Linked DNA regions of Mus musculus: all the other regions are linked to region 2. Evidence: chromatin loops called from intact Hi-C (ENCODE). Cell type or tissue: left cerebral cortex. All regions are shown on one strand.

Evidence for each region. Peaks named below come from ENCODE experiments on the same cell type or tissue, not always from the same donor. Only the 100,000 strongest peaks of a DNase experiment are listed, where the experiment ranks them.
Region 1: it touches region 2 in a loop (2.3-fold over the local background); 3 of 42 quality-filtered maps call a loop at or near these places.
Region 3: a loop joins it to region 2, with 6 times the contacts of the local background. A loop is called at or near these places in 3 of 42 quality-filtered maps.

Annotation. Positions count from the first base shown.
Region 1 is chr1:38,634,439-38,642,438 of GRCm38, reverse strand. It overlaps Gm34596 (a long non-coding RNA gene), which reads right to left. Exons shown (of 5, transcript XR_373334.2): 3 at 6,693-6,785. Among named protein-coding and RNA genes, the nearest start is that of Gm34596, 7.8 kb to the right of the region's middle. In left cerebral cortex, no CTCF peak of the experiment used is centred here; no DNase peak of the experiment used is centred here.
Region 2 is chr1:38,726,048-38,734,047 of GRCm38, reverse strand. No RefSeq gene overlaps it. Among named protein-coding and RNA genes, the nearest start is that of Gm34596, 99 kb to the right of the region's middle. In left cerebral cortex, a CTCF peak has its summit at 3,450; a DNase peak (open chromatin) is centred at 3,678; H3K27ac peaks cover 567 bases.
Region 3 is chr1:38,424,630-38,432,629 of GRCm38, reverse strand. The region is part of intron 4 of Aff3 (AF4/FMR2 family, member 3); the gene reads left to right. Among named protein-coding and RNA genes, the nearest start is that of Aff3, 200 kb to the left of the region's middle. In left cerebral cortex, no CTCF peak of the experiment used is centred here; DNase peaks (open chromatin) are centred at 3,163 and 3,464.

The DNA of each region.
Region 1 (8,000 bases), 92 kb after region 2:
AGCCTTAACTGTGTGTAAAAAGGAGGCTAATGAAAACCCCTGAAAACAATTAGTCTTTGTAGAAACTGAACCACGGAGGTAACAGTCTCAGAGTCTCTGCCAGGCCCTGTGCTCCAAGGCTACATGCAGGCAAAGCCAGACTTTCCCTTAGTTAGAGCTTGTAATTGACCCCAGAAGACAAGGAGGTATTCCCATTGGGTCCAGTGGTATCTCCTAACCATTGCTAGGACTTGGAAGCATTATCACGCAGGAATTCCTAGCAACCCAAGTTCATAGCCTATGAGTGTTTATTTTGGCAAGTATTACCAAATATTTAAATAGCTTGAGTACAATAAGAATAGTTGTCATTAAGTAGGCACTTATGCTAGATATGTCTTTGCAATATTATTGCACTCATTTGCCAATAAAGGAGCTATAACCATTAGCTCAATTTCAATATCAATGAAGGGAGAATGAGAAAGTTGAAGCTACTACCTAAAGTCACCCTGCTGTTATAGGTTTGAAACAGCCTGGCTGGGTTTGTCTCCCATTCTCTCAGCCAATACACAGGATGTGCACTGCCATCCTGTTAAGGAAGAGCCCATTGCCCAAGTCCAAACAAAACCTTGCTGCTTTTCATGGTATATGTTCATGTATTGTGTGCACTGAAGAGTCATTTCTAAATAATTGGCTTAGGAAGGCCAGGAGGACCTAAAAATCGAGTAAAGGGGGACAGAGACAAGCTCAAAAAGAGATCAAGGAGAGTTATTTGATAGTTAAAATCCCCAATCCCAGTTTTGGAGCAGCCCAAGTGGTTGGTACATGCTGTTCACGATTTCTGGAGCCCTGAGGCTAAGGACAAAATGAGGATCTCACTAAGAAGAAAACATCGCCCCCACCCCCACCCCCACCCCCACCCCAACTCACCTCTGACTCCTGAAAGTGCAACTCTAGGATAAATGTGAATTTCAAAGAACACACACTCATGATGAGAAGTGGTGCAGTTTAGCCTCACCCCCAACGCACAGAAAAAAGCTGGTAAAATTGTGAAAAGGCAATACCAAGTGGCTAATGATCCTGACTACCTGGCAGGACTGGATATCCTCTTTGGAGAAAGGAAACATCACTGTAGGCTTTAAATTATTTCTGTAAACTTTTGCAGACACACTGCCAATCACATCCTAAAAATAACTAGACATAGGAGCTAAGGAGATATTGGTAGAAGAAACAACATAAGAAAAATAGACATCTGTGGTTCCAGATAAAAGAAAAGGAACTGTTAAATCCATGATTACTGTGTTTATAGCACCCAAACAGTAAACAAACAGTAAACAAACAAACAAAATACCCCCACAAAACCAAGAAGCTCATATGAACAACACTGGCCGAAAGGCAAGCAAGAGCAAAATGTGCATACTTTTAACACACATGGCTATTTGACAAAATTAAATATATGTAGGACGTTTTAACACATTATAAAGTATTAAAATGATAGGTAGAGGCATACTCCTTAATTAAATGCAATTGAACTGTAAGATATTTTCAAAAGGAAAATTAGGAAAGTCTTTATTTGGAAATTACAAAATATGCTATAAATGATCCATCTGTCAAAAAAGTCACAATAGATATTAGAAATGATTTTACTTTCAACTAAACGGTGACAAAAATGTATACATCAAATCTGCACCTTGGGGCTGGAGAGGCAGTTTGTCAGTTAAGAGTGCCTACTGCTCTTGTAGAGGACCTGGGTTCAGTTTCCAGACCCACACAGGCAGCTCATGACTGTTCCTGAAACTTCAGTTCCAGGGGACCTGGCACTCTCCTCTGGCCTTTACATGTGCCTGAACATGAAACGTATAAACTCATGCAGGTACACATTCATACACATAAATAAATTTAAAAATCTTAAAAATGTGCTCAAAGAAAAAATAAGTATAACAAAGAAGGAGGAGGCGGAGCAAAAGGAAAAGAAGAGTATGCATCAGTAAGACGTACACTCCATTAACCACTAATAGAAAACTGAAGTCATGTAGTCTATCTTTTCAACTAGCCACATAAAAATTTTCTCCCTTAAAATTCACCATCAGTTCATGATTTCGATAAAGCAAGTAAATAGATATAAATTGAACAAACGGGCAATAAATGGAAATTTTCTTAATCAGATAAGAGTTCCCCAAAAGAACCACACACATCCATAACACTAACTAACTTAGTTCCCTGGTTTCACTCATGCTTGTGATATATTCTGTCCCCTTACCTCCTCACCCTTTCTTCTTCCCTCCCAACCTCTATCAATATTCCTTCCTTCCTGTCTCCTCAGACCCATGGGTTCTGTGTTCTGTTCTTTTGATTTATTTTGCTTTTGACCCATTTAGTTTCGCTAGTACCATCCGAGTGACTATTGTTCTAAACCTATCCTTTGGAGCCCCATGGGGGTTCCTGAATGTACACACTGAAGATAGAGGCTCTTGCCTTTTCCCGAGTCTGGCTATAGGAAGTAGTTTAGTAGGGAGGTGTGTGGTCTCCTGAGTCCATTCCTCCCCGGCTCTGGAGGGGCCGCTCTTGTATAGACCCACTACAGAGTCTGCGATTGCAATGACTGTACACTGCCCAGGAGATGGCACTTCAGGGCTCTTCTCCCTGTCCTCCAGATCCTCCATTCTTTCTACCCCATATTCCAAATGTTTGCCTGGCTTTAGAGGGAGTAGTATAATTGTCTTCCTGAGTGCTGAACATTCCCCTGGCATTCATTCTTAGAGCCCTGTAGAGTCATGAACCTCTGCATTCACTAAAATTCATTAGAAAAGAGAACCTTCTCTGATTAAAGCTCAGAATGTCTATGGATACAAATATATAATTAGGAGGCAGTTCAGTGCTGCGTCAATTTAGTTAAAGAGAAGAATTAAGTTCCCCTACAAGGCTTATGACCTTTCCTGCATGTTTACAGTCCCACAAATGGATGCGCTCCTGTGGAGTGAACCCCAAAGCCAATCAGAGAGTGGCTGATTATCCCCATAACGGTTTTGCCACTATTGCATAAGTCGGCACACCTTGCCTCATGCTGTTATTGTAACCACGGGGCTCGCAGCTGGGTAAGAGCATTTGATGCCTTGCTTTTCCCTAGCTGCTTACATAGTGCCTTCTGGAAGCTTCCAGTTCAGCGCTAGCTGGCAAGAAGGAAGCTTCCGGATCGATGCTACCTTGATTTCTCATCCAAGTTGTGTGGTGTCTTCAGCAATGGGGTGTTAGCAACTCGTTTTGTGGGTAACCAAGAGGAACGTAGGCAAAAGCATGCATTGTTTGGGAGTTCCCTAGGGTCTCTCTGATTGATAACTCATAAAGAATATTTTCCACACATGGCACTGGAAGCCTTATAATTTTTATGGCCACCATCATGGTTTGTCAAATGTGAGTTACCAGCTAGTAAGTAAAATAATAATAATAATAATAATAATAATAATGGAGGTATACATCTTCCAAAGAAAATAGCCAACATTCACAGGTGGCATTCTCCTACTACTGTACAGATAGAAAATAGATAGACTCTCAGAATGAATAGGTCAATTTAATCAAACACCTAGGAAGAAAGTCTATCTGATATTTAAATAATCTTTGCAACAAATCACTAAACGTTTCAGATATAAATGAAAGAGAATCCAAATAAACAGAGGCATACCTTGCTCAGATACTAGAAGACCCAGCATTCCTAATAAGCAATCCATATACTCAAAGCAATTCAGTTAAGAGGCAAACGGACCTTTGCTGAGTGCCTGTCTGTAACTTGAGATGATGCTTCTGAAACAATGGTGATAAACAAAGCGTAGGGGCTTGACATAGTCTAAAGGTAAACAAGGTGAACATCGATGCCTCTATAAGTCAGTGGGGTTTGATATGATGGGACAGTGACCAAAAGCATATAGACAAATACACCCGTGTAGCAGTAATTTGGCTAACTGATCTGTGCTCCTGATGATTGCACTTGCCCAAGAGCTATCTGGATTCGTGAATGAAAGACACACACACACACACACACACACACACACACACACACACACACGGCAGTTAATTTTAAATATGCCTGGTTAGTTCAAAGGTTGGGCAGTTCTTATTCTTCCTCCTGCTAGCAAACACTCCTCTTTAAAATCTGTATTTCATCTCTGCTACCCCAAACACAATTGGGGAAGTGGCCCGTGTGGCCACTTTCCCTGATTCTAATACATTGGTGGGCCTTTAAGTCTGGTCTTTCTTCTTCCCATCATGGGGATCTCTCCTCCTTCCTCTCTTCCAGTTCTCAGCCTGCACAAATTTAAAAGTTCTCTCTCTCTCCCCCCACACCCCCCACCCCAAGCCATTGGCTATTGGTTGGCTATTGATGATCAAAAACCAATTGGGGACAGGGACCTTCAGTGTTTGGACGTGCAGATTCCCAATTAATTCAAAACATTAGAACCAATCCCCAAAGACCAGTAAAAATGGAGCAGTCACTGAAGATGAGGCCTGAGAGGAAGGCCAGAAGGCTGGCTAAAAATGCCCGACCACTTCTGCATGATGGTTTCCCCCAAGACAGGGACTCCTCAGATCAGCGCACACAGATTAAGTAAGCGTCTTGGCGTGGGACAGGCCACTGGAGATTTGTCCTCCAGACAATTCTAATCTGCAGAAAGACTTGAAAGCCACCTTTCTCAACACACACACACACACACACACACACACACACACACACACACACCTACCTCACACCGTACACATGGCTTCCTAAATCATTATGAGTAATGCTATTTTAGCATTTTAATTTTTATTTATTATGTTTGTGTTTGGTGGTGCTGGAGATTGACCTCAGAACCTCACACATGCAGCTCACACCACGTCTGACACCAGCCTGTCCTTATAAGCCATTAGGAAGATGTAAACTGTAACAGTATTCTATCACAGGCTCCCTGACATCCCATGTAAATGCTTCTGTCTTTCTACCAAATCCCATTCATTCTTTACAGTGTTTCCGGGGCCCCTCCTCATCCCAGTCTGACCAACTCATGATTTTCATGCTACATAGCCATTTCCCCTTTCCTCAGTTTCTCCACCTGCATTGCTGTCATCTTCTTGTTTAACAAACATAAAGTGACTTTTGAGGATTTTCATTGAGAAGAGAGTGGAAATGGAGAGCACTTAAACTCGGACCTACCTCTTTCATTATATCCTGTTTTTGTTTTTTTTTTATGACTTGTACTTTTCTAGGTGTCTATTAGCAATATAATCAAAAGTAATGTCATCATGGAATGAACCCAAGGCTAGAGGGCTGGCATGGTGCTGAGCTCTAAGTATGCTGTTGGGGGGTGGGGGGTCCTTAGGACACCAGTCTCCAAGGAGCCAATGTCTTCCCATTCTGTCAGTGAAGAGATGCAAGAGCAGGAAGATGTCACTGGGGTGCCTCAGCGTGGGGCAGCTGCCTGGGTATGTGACCTAGGCAGTTAGAAGGATCCTGTCGTAGTTTAAAGCTTGATGCCAACATTTTAACATTCCTCCTAATTTATGAGCCAGGCTCTGTACATTTTTATTTTTGCTGTAGGCTGTGTTAATGAGATGGCCAGCCTTGAGCCTAAAGGAAGGAGTTTGCAGACTTTCTTGATTTTACAACTTAAAACAAAGCCCTAAAACAACCGCCACTTTTCTAATGCTCGTCAAACACTTTCTCGGGTTTCTCAGAAGCCATTCCCTCTTTCAACCCTCTGTTGTCTCCAAGGCTTTGGCAGCGCTGTGCTGTAGAATCTCTGATGTTTGTTTCCTGTTCACTTGCAACATTTTTTGCAACACCAAAAAGAAAAGTTTCCACCACTTGGCTCCTGTGTCTTGTCTAGTCTTGGAGCTGTCTCTTCTCCCTTATTCTCTGTGATGCCGCACTTGATATATACTAAGATCCATCCCCTTCCCACACCCCAGGCGACATTCTGATCATATAGAGCCTTCTCTGTTTGGGGGTACACGGCAGGCTTCTTTCTGGCCTCTGATGACTGTCATGTGCTTTTCCTTCTGCTTGGGACACTCTTCTATTGTTATGAGGCCCTGTTCGCTTTGGCTTTTGTTCCATTAGATCAACACGGATGTTAACTTTGAAATTAAAACTCCCCAGAAGAGGTCTCCAGTGGCCACCCACCCGTTCTTTCTCCTATGGCACTATAGACACACTGCCTAGCAGACAGATAAACGCTGCAGTATGCCATGCATCTGGCTGGTTCGCCTCAACTCCCCCTCCCTTAATTCTTGATTTGGATACAAATTAGCTATTCTTTGAACATAGATTCCCCCCTGAGTAGATGTACCTCCTCATCACAGTCTGAGTACATTATAACATATAACACAACAACATCCAGCTTCCTTGGTGAGAACGTACCATCCTTCTTATGGTGGTAAGCTTTAAGTTGCTTCTCTGGCTTGATAAACATTTGCTCAGTTCAAGGATGGGCAAATGAATAAAGATGTATGGGCACAATCCTTCTAACTGAAGTAGTTTGCTTCCCCCCCCCCCTTTTATTTTTTTCAAACTTTGAACATCTCCTTCTTTCCTTTCTAAACCCATCACTTAACACACACTAGGCTCTCCACGCTTGTTTGGCAAATCAATCTCTGAAATGACTCGCGTGGTCATTCAGCACTCCCTTGGGATCTGACCCTATGCCCTGTGCTTGGGAAAGCATTGATGTAAATACAGCTCTTACCTAGAGGCTGCATTCCTCCAGGGGCGGCGGCTTGTGGATCTCACCTGGGATTCTTCCAGGGCCAAAGGGAAGAGATTCCCTTTAGGTTACTACCTAGAGAGCGACAGACAACAATACCAATTTCATAAAATTGTGACTGCGCTGGGCAGAGAGAATTGTAACAAGTTCTAGAGAAAGAGGTGGTGTTCTGAAAGGTCACTGGGTCTGTCCTCAGAAACCCTGCTTTTGTGGCTTCTGCAGATGCTCTTTAACAAGGGGCAGTCTCCTCCTACAGTCTCCCTCTTACTCTCTATTGTGCTGCTCCTCCCTTGGGACCATCATGGGCTCAGGTATCTCCCTCCACAGTAGTTTCCTGCCTCCCTATCTTGTGATGAGCATTTTCTCCCTGAGGTCAAGCTCCAGCTGCTGTCTGAAGCTCTCTTCTCCCAAGAAAACAAGAAGTTGGGGATTCTCTCATTCCTATGTCCAGTTCTGTTTCTTTGTATGACATCCTAGGGGACCTCGCTCTGCCAGAGTCCTGAGTAGATCATAGGAGCCAATCGACTCAGTATGTGGAGGATTGGCAGAAGGACTCCAGGGAGACTGGATGCTAAGCTGGAGTGCTTACTGTAGTCTAATGATGTTCTAGGAAGACACAGGGAGATCAATGTATGGCCCATAAACACAAGGAAAAGTGTGGTCCTGGTCAGGCTAGAGTGCTTTTGAAATGGTTTGAGGGGGCTTCGGAGAGAGACAGCCCCCATATCATTAGAAACGGTTTGCCCCAAGGCTGCAGGCAGTATTGATGTGGAGGAAGAGATGCCAATCACGTAGGAGCTACAGAGAGCTGCAATGGGTTCTCTTTCCCTTGTAAGCTTCTGCAATTTCATTACAGGGTTCTAACCCTGTAATGCAGTTTAAATTTCAAAATACTGTACTTAATTAGCTGTTTCTCTAAACTCCTTCTGAAGTAAACGAGCTTCATACAGTGGTAATTAGTTTATTGGTAGAAACAATGACAACGTCGGAAGCGCGCACATTTTTGTGAATGCGGCTGGAACACAAGAAAGCCCGACTATTATTATTCCTTTGCTGTTTTCCATGACTGCCATCTTTTAGTATCCTTGTGAGGATGTAACAATAACTTAACCTGGTTAATAAATAATGTGGAAATAAAGAACAGCTAATAATACGGAATATTCCACAAATGCTGGAGCCAGATTAATCAGTCTCCAGACAAAGGGGCATAAGTTTCTTATTAATTAACATTCTTACAACTAGAATGAGCCCAGAAGACACGGTTATATTTAAGGAAGCCATCGCAGTCTC
Region 2 (8,000 bases):
TCTTGCTAGAAAAAAAAATCTGCTCGGCCTCAGGGGGATTTGTCACTGAGGAGAGAAGAGCATTAAACTGTAGACTCAGCCTGTATTCACACACATGTGTCAGTAGCCCCCTGACATGTCCCTCTCCACAGCTTTCTGTATTTCAGATCACAGAAGGAGAAGGTGCCCATGTCCTTCCACCATAGAACGAGGTACACTACACATAGACATACCTCTCCTCTCCTCAGTGAAGTGAATCTAGGCGTCCCTCAGGCACTCCTGTGAGGGATGTTCCTAATCAGATTATCTGGAGCAAGAAGACCCACCCTTAATCTGGGATACCCTTTCTGGTGGCAGCCTGCATAAAAAGACATGGAAGAAGGGAGCTTTGCTTTTTCTTTCTTTCTTTCTTTCTTTCTTTCTTTCTTTCTTTCTTTCTTTCTTTCTTTCTTTCTTTCTTCCTTCCTTCCTTCCTTCCTTCCTTCCTTCCTTCCTTCCTTCCTTTCTTTCTTTCTTTCTTTCTTTCTTTCTTTCTTCCTTTTTTTTCTTTTTGCCTGCTTGCCCTTAAGCTGGCTGACAAGTCCATCTATGCTGTTGCTGAGGTCTTCCTCTACTGGAGTCAAAGCCAGCTGCTTCAGGATTCTCATGTAGATGGAAGTTTGGCAGCCACTCAGGAAGCCTCCTGGACTCCAGTAGGTGACAGGCTACTGGGACATCCAGCCTTGTGGACTGAACCACTGTAGATTCTCAGCCTCTTGGTGTAAAACAGCCAGACTGGACTACCTAGATGGCTTCCTGTAAAACAGTCTAATAAAACCATTTTAACATATAAGTATTTTTTTTTACCTGTTTTGTCCTTTGGAGAACCCTGAGTAACACGGTGGGTTTTGAAAAATCGTCATTTAGCAACCAGCATGGCGTGTGTGTATTGGGCCAGCTAAGGAGTTACTCATTTCAAGGAACTGGCTGTGACTGGATAATAGCAATGGGAAAAACTGGTAAATTTAATGTATGCAAAGCACGTCAGCCTTTACCTTCACCAAATGATCAAATTCATATTGCCGACGTGAGACAAGCTGTCATCCGGTACCCTGAGGACAGTGCCAGCCTCAATCCCTGGATGCAGTCTGGGTTGTTTTTGGGCTTTTTGTTTTTTGTTTTTTATCTTGTGTGACACCTTTTAAAGAAAGGCTACTATCCAGGGTCCCAGGGGTCCAGCATCCCGAAATGCAATGCGGTCGGCACAGTGCAGAACACAGAACAGACTGCTGCCGAGCTCTATATCACAGAGACGGCCCAGACTCTGCAAGCCTCATTTTCCTCATGGGAACAAAGGCCAGATTCACACAAGGCACAGGCCATCTCATTTATTCCAACTCTGGATCACTTAGCTGCCTGGACCTTCCCTTCCCACGATGTCGTTCAGTGAAGGACGGTAGGCCCTCTGTAAGAGCCGCAGACCTCATCCCATCAACAAAGGGCTTCTCCTCTCTAACTGAAGACTAATGGCTACATACACACCAGGCACGACTTTGGGATAATGTGTTTGTAGTACCATCTTGCTGTGGTCTCTCACTCTCTTGCTGGTTTTGAAAAGTCAAGTTACCATAAATGTGTGGGTTGCTTACACTGGGAGGGATCTATGGTGACCTCTAGCTATGAAGGCAGACTCCAGTATATAGCTTACAGCTATAGGACTAAACTCTATCCAGAAAGACAGATTTTTCTCCAGTCAAGCCTCAGATGAAACCTTGACCCTGGCTGATAACTTGACTCCAGCTTTATGCAACCCTAAGTAGAGAGCTCAGCTAGGCATGGCCTACATCATACAAGCTCCAGGAGACTAGATAGATCATTTAAGCTGTTGGATTTGTAGTCGCCCTAGGAGCTGTCTTCAAATGTATCTTGTATGGTAATGTCCTTATCTGTGAGAGATGTATTCCGAAGTTCATAGGAAATTGTTATACCTACATTTTGTCCTGAATAGACTCAGCAAAAATAAAACTTTATAATGTACTTAAAGAGATAGAAAGTCTATGTGACAAATTTTTAGAGCCTAGATAAAGAATATGTAGGAGCGATTACTCTGAAATGTTGAGAACAAAGCCCCGTTTCCAGATCACGTGATGTTCTATTGTCTGGAACACTATCACTACCCATACCTATGTGCCACAGTTACAGAAACACCAAAAGATGAGGAATCCGTCTCCCGCTTCCAGCATCTCCCCATGGATGATCCTCAAGTCTGATGTCAGAATAACTAACATGATCACAGGGTTTGGTTCTTAATTTCTCATGTGTGCTGCCTCTCTTCATTTAAAGGGGGAGGGCAATGTACTTTTATTTTATTTTATTTTTTGGTTTTTCGAGACAGGGTTTCTCTGTGTAACCCTGGCTGTCGTGGAACTCACTCTGTAGACCAGGCTGGCCTCGAATTCAGAAATCCACCTGCCTCTGCCTCCCAAGTGCTGGGATTAAAGGCATACGCCACCATTGCCTGGCCAGCAACGTACTTTCAACATACCATTTCCTATGCTTTCTTGGAATTCAGAGGGAAGTTCACCTTTTTCCTAGTCTATCTTTTAAAATGTGGAATTTGCACTTGGCTGTTCATGCCCCTGAGTCATTTGTACTAGTGTGTGGTGGGTCCAAAAGTCAGGTGGGCGTGCTGGGGAGGCTGGAGCAGTGCTGGGGAGGATGGAGCAGTCCGTTGTCTGCAGCGTTTTCCAGGAGAAGCGTGTGCTCATTGTTTTGAAATGCATGATTCATATAAAAAGTGAATTAGGTTTTAGAGGAACCAGGCCACTGGATTCAACGGCCTGTAATTATGGTGAAGATTTGGACGACCTATTAGCATAAATCCCCCAAAGAATGTCATCTAAGAGATGTGCTTTGGACAGTCCCCAAACCTTAACCAGGGTATTATGCAAATTTTGCCTTGAGGACTGTGGAGCCATTCTAATATTGAAGTCATGTTGACAGGATGATGGGTACTGGATAAACCACGGAGGTGTCACAGTCCACAGGAGAAGCCCTTTGTTGATGGGACGAGGTCTGCGGCTCTTACAGAGGACCTACCGTCCTTCCCTGAATGACATCTTGGGAAGGGAAGGTCCAGGCAGCCAAGTGGTCCAGATTTGGCACAAATGAGATGGCCTGTGCCTTGTGTGAGTCTGGCCTGTTTTCCCATGAGGAAAATGAGGCTTGCAGAGTCTGGGCCGTCTCTGTGACGTAGAGCTCGGCAGCAGTCTGTTGTGTGTTCTGCACTGTGCAGACTGCATAGCATTTCGTGATGCTGGACCCCTGAGACCCTGGAAAGTAGGTATTGGCCTCTCCACCTATTTGTGAGCCAAAAGCCAGCAGTGTTTTTATCATGGAAATAATTCTTTTCCAACACTTGGGTTCCCTGATAACACCTTGGAAGGTTCTTCCTTTCTGTTCCTGAACAGATGATGGCATTGTGGTGCCTCTATAGGAAACAAAGAGCCTGCAGCATCTTCCGTTCTTTGCTGGACTCAGACACTGAGGGAGAGCCTAAGGTTTGGAGTGCTGCTTTTTCCGTCCTAGATGAAACCGATGCATGGTGTAATCTCCCTGTTTCCTAAAAGAGAGATAACTGAAATCTTGCATTTAAACTAAAAAGTGTTCCCTCCTCATTGAAATTCAGACCTGAGCTCCTTCGAAGCCTCCTACCAGCCAATCCACCCCAAGCTCCTTCTGGAATTCTAGAAGCAGCCATCTCTGGAGAGAAGTTTTCCATCTGTCTCCTTATGAGACTAAGCTGTTAGTGAGGTTTCGTTACATCTGCCGTTTTATGTTAAGCTGTGATTTCCCCCCTTCTTTGCTGGATATCAAGAATTCAGTAGGGCTAGTATAAAAATAGGATTGGCACCTACTGCTGCACACTGACTCTCTTGACAGCAGTGTATTCTGGAGGAGGCTTATACTGACTCCCAAACTGTTTCCATGCTAAGCTTGTCCTGAATATTGGCTGTTGTTATTGATGCTAACGCTATCTTTTGTCAGATCGTGCATGCATGTGTGTGTGTGTGCGTGCTCATGTGCATGCACATATACATGTGTGGTATGTGTGCACAAGTGTGTGCTTGTGCACATGTATGTGTGCATGTGTGCTTGCTTAAAGGCAAAACTAGGAAACGTGTTTGAGTCCTGTACATGCATGTTGGGCTTGGGTGTTTATTCCTCAAGGGAGGAAGGTGACAGCAGAGAACTTGTCCTGTCACTTCACTGTGGCCGTGTGCTCAGGGCAGAGCTTCGGTTTCTGGCTAGGTAAAATTTGACAGGTTGTTATTTAAAACAAAAGGACACATAAACAAAGTAGCAGACAAAACAGCTGCTGTTCAATACTATGCCCTCCTGGTCCTCTGGGACAAGTGCTGTAGAGTTCATGCCGGGTTAACCAGAGTGAAACTTATCAGGCTCAAGTGGGGAGGAGAGCTGGGCTTCCCAGCTGACTTCCCTGTCTCCTGGGCTGGGCTTCTGCTCACTAATATTTTGGGGTGTGGGGGGGCAGGAGGCGAATCCTGGCATTCTGTCCTAGTGAGACCACAGCTAAGGACAGCACCCATGGAGCAGGAGGATAAGCTGGACATGCAAGTGACAGCCAGGATGCTCTGTGGCTGGGCACAGCACCAAAGCCCTGCACTGCCATTCCTGTAGTTAGCTAATCTTGTTTTATGGTCTCCTGTGCAGGAGCCTGGGCAGTCACATCCTGGTGTCCGAAGGGCTGGTAATGTCACCCAGAGGGACGCTTCTGCCAAGGCAGCAGGTCTTGGTCTTTCCCTCTCTTCTTTTTCAGAAATATCCGCCAGACACAGAGAGGGAACGATCAGTGTCTCTTACATAGTAATTAAAGTATCACTTTTGACAATGAAACTGGATTATCCCTCAAAACCCTTGCTTGCAACAGTAGTGATGAATGCTGTTGTTTGTCGGAATGCCCAAATGGTAATCCCAGCATCTCCCCACAGTTGTTCATTTGCTCTGCTCCTTTGGAATAAACAGACTTATCTTTCTTGTCATACAACACTGTCTCTAATTTAATGGAGATGTTATTAAGATAAAATCTCTATTCAATCCCATATTGTACCATATTAACACACACAATTAGTAACGCCTTCTCAGTTATGGAGAGAGATGACGGCTGCTTTTAAGCTAAATTACCTTTATCATGGCAGCACGTGAAGAAAGCTACAAATATTTACCCAAGTGTATGTTAATTCTTATTTAATTTCAACGCTGCTTTTATCAATCAAATTAGCCAATGAATTTTATTAAAGGGAATGTTATTACAGAGCAGACCTCCCCAAACTGGATTCCATCTGCTTTTATTTATGTAATTTTGATGGTTTCATTTTCTCTTTCATTTCATTTCTAATTAAGAAGAACACGTGGAAAATTGAACAGTTGGGTCTAATTTTGGCAGTATTTAGAATAATTAGAACTCTGTTCTTGTTAATATAAAGATTGTCAGTGTTGCAACTGCAGGGCCCCGAGTTGTGCTTTTGAGCTCTGCTCCACATGGCACCTTACAAAGACTGTCACCATCCAAAAAAGGTGGCGAATGGGAGATTGCATACATCACCTCTGCCACCTCCACCACCTCTGCCACTTCCACCACCTCCATTACCACCACCACGATCACCACCACCGCCAGGTAACATTTTTGTTTTTGGTTATTCGAGACAGGGTTTTTCCGTGTAGCTTTGGCTCTCCTGGAATTCACTCTGTAGACCAGGCTGGCCTCAAACTCAGAGATCTGCCTGCCTCTACCTCCTGAGTAATAATAAAGGCATGCACCACTTCTGCCTGCCATCCAGGAAACTTTTTAATGTTTAATTAAGTGTGCACATGAGTTCAGTGCCCATGGAGACCAAAGAGAATGCAGGCTTCTCTACAGCTGTTGTTATAGGCAGTTGTGAGCCACACATGAGGGTATTCTAATCCTTTCCAAGAGCAGTACACATTTCTTTAAACTTATCTGAGTGTTTTGCCTGCATATATATGTCTCTGTGCCACATGAATGCCTGGTGTTTATAGAGGCCAAAAGAGAATGTTAGATCCCCTGGAACTGGGGTTACAACAGTTGTGAACTGTCCCGTGGTTGCTGGGAATCAAATCCAGACCTCTGGAAGAACAATCAGTACTCATAACCACCGAGCCATCTCTCCAGCCTGATTATAGATTTTTACAACACAACTAGCAGTCTGACGGAATTGGGGACAACAGCAAGAACCACCGTTAACCAGGGTCAGTCTCCCCGAGAAAGGCAGAAACCTTGCTTCTACCAGATCTCTGGAATTCTCTAAAAGTGACACACACGTTCAATTATTTTATGTAAATGAGAAAGACTGAAATCAAGGAAACCTCTTGGTTGAAGAAGTTTCTAGACTTTCTTGGGTTCAGACCTTCTGGATCTCCACTTTCTGGACCTTGTTCTAGGTAAGCCCTACACACAGCAACAGCATCGGTGAGGGGTAGTATCACCTAGGGCCATTGGGAGTGCTAGAATTTGGCATACACTAAGTTTGTTCCTGACCTCTGGAAACTTACAGGGAGGCAAAACTTAGGCTCACACTTCATTTCTTGAGAGAAATTGGAGAAATGTTGTCAAGTGCACTCAGTAAGCAGGTGGCCCTTGCTTTAGGGTCCTCAGCAATAGTAGTGTCGCAGTATCCCTGCAGGCATTAAAGTGTACCCCATACTTTGGGGCTGTCTGGGCACTTCTGGACATTTATCTGATGGGAGTTGTGCAGAGCCTAGAGACAGTGGGTGAGCTAGGCTGCCCCTTCAGTTCACCCCTGTCTTGCCAGATAGAACACTGTTAGCCGCATTCTTAAAAAGACCCAGGTTCTGGTGTGTGTGTTCCTTGGTCGGTTCTGCCAGCAGCAACTGACCAATGCAGATGTGGATGCTTGGAGCCAACCATCAGACTGAGCTCGGGGACCTTGATGGGGTAGCTGGAGGAAGGACTGGACGAGCAGAGGGGGATTGCAACCCCAAAGGAAGAACAATGCTCCCAGAGACTAGACCACCAGCCAAGGAGTGTACAGGAAAGGATTCAAGGCTCCAGATGCATATGGAGCAGAGGATGGCCTTGTCTGACAGCAATGGGAGGGGAGGTCCTTGATCCTGCAGAGGTTTGATGTCCCAGCATAGGGGGATGCTGGAGTGGTGGGGCAGGTGGGTGGGGAAGCACCCTCATAGAGGCAAAAGGGAGGGGGGAGAGGTTGGATGTGGGATGGGAGGTGTGTGTATGGAGGGCTATCCTGGAAGGGGGCTATCATTTAAGATGTAAACAAATGGAATAATTTTTTTTAAAAGACCCAGGTTCATACCCCAGCAGAATAAAGCAATGCGGTGCAAGATTTCATCACCCCACTCAGAGCAGCATATGTTTCTTACGAATCATTTCTTCCTGAGTTTTTCCATCGGCCATTTTTCGTTTGACCACAGCGTGACTGGAGCCTTTGAAAGCAAAACTCTGGACAAGCAGGGACTGCAGTAGTTGAAAACACTACATTGTGAAAACTATCAGAAAACTTTTTAGATTGGAATTTGAATTATTATCTCTTATTCTTTTCAAGTCAAACACATCTGAATATATTGGTGAGAGAAAGATGAGGAAATGTCTGTGGCTGAAAAGAAATGATATCTAGCTCCAAAAAAATCAAAATGGGCCACCTCAGAAAGTCTGCTTTCTTCTCAGTTGCTCCAGAGGTTTATAATTTAGGATCCTCAAAACAGCCAGGGTTGTATTTTTATCAAATCAGAAACAAATCATTTGAATGTGGTCCATATGGACTGATAATACAGATATGCCTCACTGTGGCAGAGGCAACATTCCTCCCACTGAGAGATGGCAACCACCTGAGAGCTGGCTAGCTGTATGACATTGATTTTGTAGCAGTCTCACTTTTCCTCAAACCAGCACTTCACCGCCATGGCTGATTCCTAGACTATGGAGGCTGGCCACTTATGCTTAATCTCGGTGGAGACCA
Region 3 (8,000 bases), 300 kb after region 2:
GTTACTTTGTATCTTGATGTCATTTCACATTTACAAGAAGAGTTACAAACATAGCCGTTTTGTACAGGTACAATAATTTTGACTGTTTGCTCTACAGACAGTCATTCTTTGAGTTCCCAAGTCATGTCAGGACACTGCTAAGTACTCAGAGCCTCTAATGAAATGCTGTAGTTTGTGCATGTGAGCCCTACACACCTTCCTATACAACGTCAGACCTCTCTGGGTGATTAGGATCCCATGCAGTGTAAATAGTTGATATAGCTTTGCTTTGGGAATAATGGTAAGAAAACAAAACAAAAAACAGGTAGGCATACTTATATAAAAGAATTTCACTGCTGTAGTTAGTTGAATCTGCAAACTTAAAAACCTTGTAGTTGTGGCTGTCTTTGCCTGGGCTGGCCTGCTCATTCCCTTGTTTTCCCACTCCACCCCTCTGTCCTTCCCTCCCTCCTTCCCTATGTCCCTCCCTCCCCTCCTCTTTCTCTCTCTCCCTCTCTCCCCTTCCTTCCCTTCCTCCCTCTCTCTCCCTGTCTACATGTATATGTGTGGGGGAGGGGTGTATATATAATCTATCTGTATATCTATCTATCATCACTCTGTCTCTCTGTCATTTCTAAATAACAAGTGTGTTTTCTAAGGTCAATGGCCTTCACTTTTATAACTACCAAGACTGACCATATTACCCCCGGGAAATGTAACTGTGATCTTCTGCTGTTGTATCTATTAGGCTTTCTCCAGCTGTCTGAGGTAAAGGTTCTCATACTTCCCCACTCCCCATTCACCAGCTCCATGATCCAGAGCGCACACTTCAGTGAACTGCATTCTTTGGCTTTTGGTTACAAGAAATATCATCCTAAGTTTGTATTTTATTCCATAGTATATCCATATTTGCCTTTATCTGAATATTTTAAATTTTAATATTGGAGTACTTTAATATTTTAATTTCTACCAATAAAGCAAGATTAACAACAACAAAGAGTCATGATTTTCTTACCTCTCTAGCTAAAGAAAGCAGATGTTCTTGTCCATATTCACCGTTTCTGAAGTCCATGCTGGGCAGGAGAGGGCTTCTGATATCCATCACGTGCTAGGCCCAGTGATACCTCACCACGGCCTTGCTGTCACATTTTGAGATCCCAGATGAATTTTTCTTCTACCCACTTTGGGAGATGGGCTGCACTTGCAGTTGAAGGTCACTGACTCTGTTCTCAACCTTGGGAGAGTCAGTCTAGTAGACCTAAGAGCTCAGAGCTTGTCAGTCAACCGGTTGAACCAACCAGAACGAAAATTGGCTAGGGTGGTCCAGAATCCAAAGGCAGCCACAGTTTGGTTGGACCTTTCCACTCCAGCACTGCTGTTTGAATTGGCAGGAGTGCAGGACAGGTGTATAACCTACTCCATTGGTTATAACCTCTCTCACTAGTGAGGTGCTTGCAAGCATAATGGGGAAACTTACATGTCAGTTCTGCCAGCGTCTCTGTGCCCTATTTAGGGCCAGCATTCAGACCCTTTTCCTTATCTTGTCCTTTAAGGACATCAGCACCTTCTACTCTTTCTGAGTCTAGCCCAGAGAAGCATTAATTCACAGTGACATTCTTGAGGTATCCAACTTCACCTTCAAATTATCCCACAAAAGCACCTGACCCCATGGGGGTGAATCTTTAATGGTGTCTTTTGACTTTAATTGATGTCTGGCACACACTGGGTCCTGGCCCTTGGTTCCACTAATGTCCCACTGAAATATCACACAGTTGCCACCATCCTAGCATGAAGTCAGTTGTGTGTGTTCAAATGCTTTTTCTCTACCATTTCATAGAGTAACTAAAAGCTAAGTTTACCTCCAGGAAAGTGGCCGCAATGTCCATGTGAAGTCATTGACCGTGGGCTCCTGTGCTGTAAGGACTGAGTTCTAGTTATTGTCCATCCCCTCCTCTCCTTGGACGCTTTGCCACCCCGCCCCACCCACCACTGGAGGGACCAAGAGGTGGTGCTCCTCTCATTGGACGCTTTGCCACCCGACCCCGCCCACCACTGGAGGGACCAAGAGGTGGTGCTCCTCTCATTGGACGCTTTGCCACCCGACACCACCCACCACTGGTGGGACCAGGAGGTGGTGCTCCTCTCATTGGACGCTTTGCCACCCGACCCTGCCCACCACTGGAGGGACCAGGAGGTGGTGCTCCTCTCATTGGACGCTTTGCCACCCGACCCCGCCCACCACTGGAGGGACCAGGAGGTGGTGCTTGAGGAGATGCCATTTTTGTGAAGGATCCTTGCTGAGCTTTCAGAAGTAGTGTTTCAGTAGAAAGCTATTATTAATACATTCTGTAGAGAATTTTCTGGGAAGGTTGTTAATCCAGCCTATCCTACAGAGAGTATTTATGGTTATGGGGTCTACTTGATGTGGTATACATAATTTAAGGGAAAACTCTCAGTTGAATGAGCCACTAGGTATGGCAGATTCCACCTGGACGTTTAGAATGCAGAAATTAAAAATGGCAGACAGCGAGATGGCTCAGTGTGTTCTGTCTCCAGGATCTGCATGGTAGAGGGGGGGAAACTGACTCCTGAAAGTTGTCCGTTTCCTCCACTTGCATGGTTGGATGCTGTCACATGTGAACCGCCCCCCCCCCCCGCCCCAACACACGCATACATCCAAAAAATATCAAAATGTCAAAATGTACTGGGGCAAGAGGATGCTGGCACGTTGGCATGAGACAGCTTCATGACAGGAGAGTACTTCATACACAGAGAGCGGGCTGAGCTGATATGTCTGTCCCGTGTGTTTCTTTATCATTAGTCAGAGCATCATAGATAGTCCTGATCTAAAGGCTCAGGAAGCCAGAGCGGTTCAAGACGGACACCGCCTGGGAGCTCTCTCCACGCTTCACTTTCTTGTCTCTTTCATTAAAACAAAAACACCAAAGCAAACAAAAAGCAACCCAACCCCTTGTCCAGAACTTTCAAAGTGACACAGGCCCCTCCTCCATGACAGTGCCTCCCGGTCAGGACACACCCCCTCAGGGCAGCACCTGTCAGGCACCCCTCCTGGGTCCCCCTTTCTCCCTTTACTGGCCTGGTGTTGAGCTGAATTCGAGTGGGCTGCAGCTACTGTGAGTGCTTCAGATGTGGGCCTCTCTGTAGACTACGGAGGCATGACTAGCAGATGCAATTAGCTGGTTGGATTAAAAAGGAGGAGGAAAAAAAACCCAACACCGAATTAATTATTGCCCTATTCGTTATCAGCACTGGGAACATTGGCTACTGTTGAAGTTTCTCTGTAAGGCAGGAAGAGGTGGGAAGGTTAGAAATTAGAATTTAGGATTTTTTTTTTTTTTAAATTTCTGAAGGAAAGAAACCCAACACACTTTCCAAAGCTGTGAAAGCGTTCTCCTGATCTGGTGGATCCCATCTGTGCATTTTTCAGTGACATATTTGAAGTACATGAGCTATAGTCAAAGGACCTTACAAAAAAGAAAGCAAGCAAGCAAGCCGTGGGCGTTAATGAGAGGGCCCAGCTTGACAGCTGTGAGGCAAAGCTAAGCTGAGCACACTCTCTCCGTGTGCCCACCTGTCCCTGGGGCATGATTAGTATGCTCACACTTCCTGAGGAAACTCTGGCATTCTGAAGTGTCACCCAGAATCCAGAAGACGCTGTTGGCACATCATTCTGTAGCAAGGGAAGTGGCCCTGACTCTGACCTCTGGACCACCCATTGACCACAGTGGGACTGGTCGGGTGAGGGTGAGCTCCTCTCTGTCTACACTGCCAGGGGTGGGAGGATCTGAAGAAAGAGGAACCATTAAAGAAGGCTTTACCCCTGAGGTTCTCACGTGTTCCAGGAGCTTAGCGAATGGCCTTCTCTCCAGGCTTGCAGGGAAAGGTGATTGCCTGCCACCTTCCTGGAAACTCAAGCCCTAGGAAGATGGCCTGGTAGCTTCCAGACTCCTGGCGGCTTCTTATGGACCTGTGATACCTGTAAGCTATTCTTGGTCACCAAGTTTATTCAGTTTTAAGTAAGAGTAAATGCTTGAACATGGTTCCATAATGCAGACCCTGATATTTGGGTTCATCCTCCTGGGTATATGTTAGAAGTGAGGACTTACAAAGGTTAGTGGCTATGATGCCCATGGTGGGAGTGCCTTCAGTTGCCCTTGCTTTTGTTGACTCCAGTACCATAATCTGTTGGCAGTCATGTGAGGTCCCCTCTTACAGCACAGGCATCTTACCCTAACCATCTTTTCTGAAGATGATGTCTTCAAACCTGGCTTGTCAAGTCTCCTGAAGACTCTGAAGCCCTCTTGAAAAAGTATTGTTTTTTGGTTTAAACTATCCAGTGTTGGTTTTGTCGGCTTCTCTTGGACGCCATACTGAGCCATGTTGTGTTTTTCTTAAAAGAACTGAAAAACTGTGTGGCATGACTCGTGGGTGCTCACAAGCTTCTGTGAGGGAAGGAGCTTACGGCTTATCTGTCACATATACGGCCAGTGTGACTGACTGAAAGCTCACCTCTTGCCTTAAACTCTTCAGCAGTCAGCCCGTGATGTGTCCAGCCTGTCGGAACTTTAATTTCTGGCAAGTTCTAAGTGTTGATGAAGTTGCCCATCACTTGGAGTTCTGTTGCCTCTCTAGTACTGACTGATGCAGTAGGTCTTCAACAGACACTTAGGAGTGAATGTCTATACTGCCCAATATTGGCTCTAGCTTTGCCTGTAATGTTTTCATAGAATTATTCTCATCTATTATCTATAGTGAAACCCTCAAGTTATAAGTATGTTGTGTCCTTTCGTTGTCACACGCTACAGTGGAACACTCTCTTCACACAATGACAAAACACCAGGCAGAGGCAACTGAAGGGAAGAAGGATTTATTTTAACTTGTGGTTAAGAGGTGACACATGAAGTTGGCCGAGGTGGGAAGATGTGGTGGTAGTGGGGGCATGAAGTGGCACATGCGATTATCAGCCGTACACAAGCAAAGACAAGTGACCTCTGTGCTTTGGGCTTTCTTTCCCTTTGAATTCAGCCTGAGACTCTCGTGGAATGATACTGCCTGCATCCCTCAGGGTTCTTCTTTCCTCAGTTAAACTGCTCTAGGAAACACTCTCACAGACCCACACAGAGGAGGGGTGACTCCCAGGTGACCTTAAAGTCAGTCAAGCTGAAGATAAAAGATGGCTGTCACAAGCCAGGCCCTGTTACCTGCACATCCAGACATTACATCACACCAAATAATATCTAGAACCTAGTATACCTCTCTTCTCTTGGTCTGGGGTAGGCCTGCCCCCCCCTAAATTTTTGATCTGAATAATTAATCAAATTAAAGATTTCCTCAACTTTGCTTTACTGCTGGCTCACCATGACTTGCCAAGCTTCAACCCCTGTGTTACTGGGGTTGCATCATGGGATCTAAAGTCAGGAGCCACTAATATGGATTCTGTTTCATTTTGTTGGATTGGCCCATCAGCTTAGGGAGGTCTTTCTGAGTTTCATTCTGTCACCCGATATATGAATTATCTGTGGCTAATATTAGTAGTTTTCATGCTTGCATAAACAACTGTGGATTATTCTACTCTTAACAGACCCCATTGTTCATTGGACAAAGACAGCCGTTGTTTTCCTTTCCCATTTACAAGACCCTACTCAGAGAAGCTGTCCCATTTCCAATGGCTAGAATGGCCCATAGTTGCCCCCTTCCCCATCAAGTGGTGGCTGGGCCACAGTGGCTGAGTTTTGCCATTTGGCCCTGGGGTGTTCTATTTATCCATTCCACTCAGCTAACTTTCATTTAATATGTCACATAGCTCTTGCTTCACTGTTTGGTTTCTACTTCAACACATTCTCTGCATCATGGGCACCCCAAATTCTGTCAGGGGACAGTAAAGCAATAGGCAACACTCAAGGCACCACGAAGTCTTCAACTGAGAAAAGAAACACATGACTCCACCTATTTGCTTGATTTGGAGTTTCTTTAGTGATGCTGAATCAGCTATCAGTTAACAACACGAGCCGGGAGTACTATTCCATGTCTAGTGAACATGGAGCTGCGAAGCAGTGCTCAGGCAGAGCCCACAATCTGTCCGTCCCCCCCCCCCCCCATCACTGGGAGAATCCCCATGAACTAATACTTAATTAGGTTTCTCAGCACTTACTTTTGGTTGGGTGGTTACCCATTGAACAGTGATTTTAGAGCCTACATTGTAAGCGATTTTGGAGTCTACAATGTTACATTGTAAGCTTCATGTAGAGCAGCTAGAAGCACACTGCCCTAGGACAGTTGGACATAAGACCTTGACAAGTTGTCCATAGCAATTATCTTGAAGGACTAGATGCCCAATACACAGAGACCACCCATAGAGATGAGTTATCGGCAAACGCTGCATCAGGACCATTTTATTTTCCTCCTCCTAGAAGCTGGTTCCATAGACTTGAGGTTCCGAGTAGATAGGCTGCTAATGTGGACATTCCTCATATTGTATCTTGTGCCCACTTTTGTCATTTCCAGTGCAGAGTTTGTTCCGCTCCTGTGAAGAGGCAGCATCTTTGTAGCATGTGGATTTCAAACAAGAATGGAGCATGCACGTGTCCTGTTCTTCACCCCTCACATCTGTCCTAATTTGGCTTCAGGCTGCTCAGCTAACTGTCAGCCGCTCATACAGTGTTACCACATACCCTTGCTTAATGATGCTCTTCTTTGTGTGCAGTCTTCTTTAAATTATATTTATTGTGTCTGTAGATCAAAGCATAACAAACAGGTTAGTAGATAGCTGTTTAGTGTTCCCTATAATGTTGTCTGCACAAAACATAAATTATCACTGGACTCCAAATGTTTATCAGCATACCTAAGTCATACTTGTATATATTTAGGATACTTCATGTAGTAGTAAAGAATTCTAGTTAGGGGGGTCTTTGAAATTTTCTCTGATGATTTAGTTTTTATAAAAGGAGGTTTAAAAATGCACAGGCTGATCTGACTCCTGACGTTTGTGTACATTAAATCAGGTGTCATTTAAATTCACAAGCCAGCTGAAGGGGCTACAGTTACAGCGCAGAACTGTCACTTCTACTTGATAATAGGTATCCTTTCAGAAAAAAAAGAGCAGTTATTAGCTTAGTTTTGTTTTGCTTTGTTTTCTGAAATAGACCATTGCAAAAACCCAGGGCAAGTGCTGGAAATACCAGCCTTTCAGCGACCCCACTATTCTCCTTCTCAGCCTCTTGATATTACTGGGGAAGAAAATCAATGGCCGTACAAGATGAGTGCTGGAGTCTTTACTGAGCAAGGTTGGATGCTGTCTGGAAGGATGGATTGGTGCTAAATTTCTGTAGCGCCTTCGGTGGAAAACATCTGCTGAGATAATTTATTGAGAGTTCTATTTAAAACTGTATTTATTTTAATAAAAAGTACTTGTGATACTAGTTTTCCAAAATAGGGTTGTGGGATTGTAGGAAGTGCTTAAAGTAGTGTAGAATGACCAGAGGAGTCTTTTTAATTGCCACTGTAGCTGTTTAAAAGACCAAAGTTGGGAAGGGGAAGTTTTTGGATTCTGGCTCTAGATTTTAGTTAAGAAGAGAAAATTGAATGCGTGTAGTCACAGCTTCATCGGATAACTTTTCTGTATCTTAGCCTTCAGCGGAAGGACACATCAATGGGTTTGAAAAATCCACACTGTGGTTATAAAATACTGTTTTACACTCAGCTGTTACACAGGATAGAAAGCATGAAGAACAAGATAGGATTGTATGATTCCTACCTATGTCGTTTGGGACAGCTTCAGGACTACACTGTGGAGCCCTGGGAGAGACTGTTACAGTGGTGCTAGGTGTTTCTAACCAGCCCTGAGACACTGGCTGAAGACTGGGTGTGTCTAACCAACCACAAACACTAGACTGAGTGTGTCTCACCAGCCTGAAACACTCACTGTCTGAAGACTGGCTGTGTCTAACCAGCCCTGAGACACTGGCTGAAGACTGGGTGTGTCTAACCAACCACAAACACTA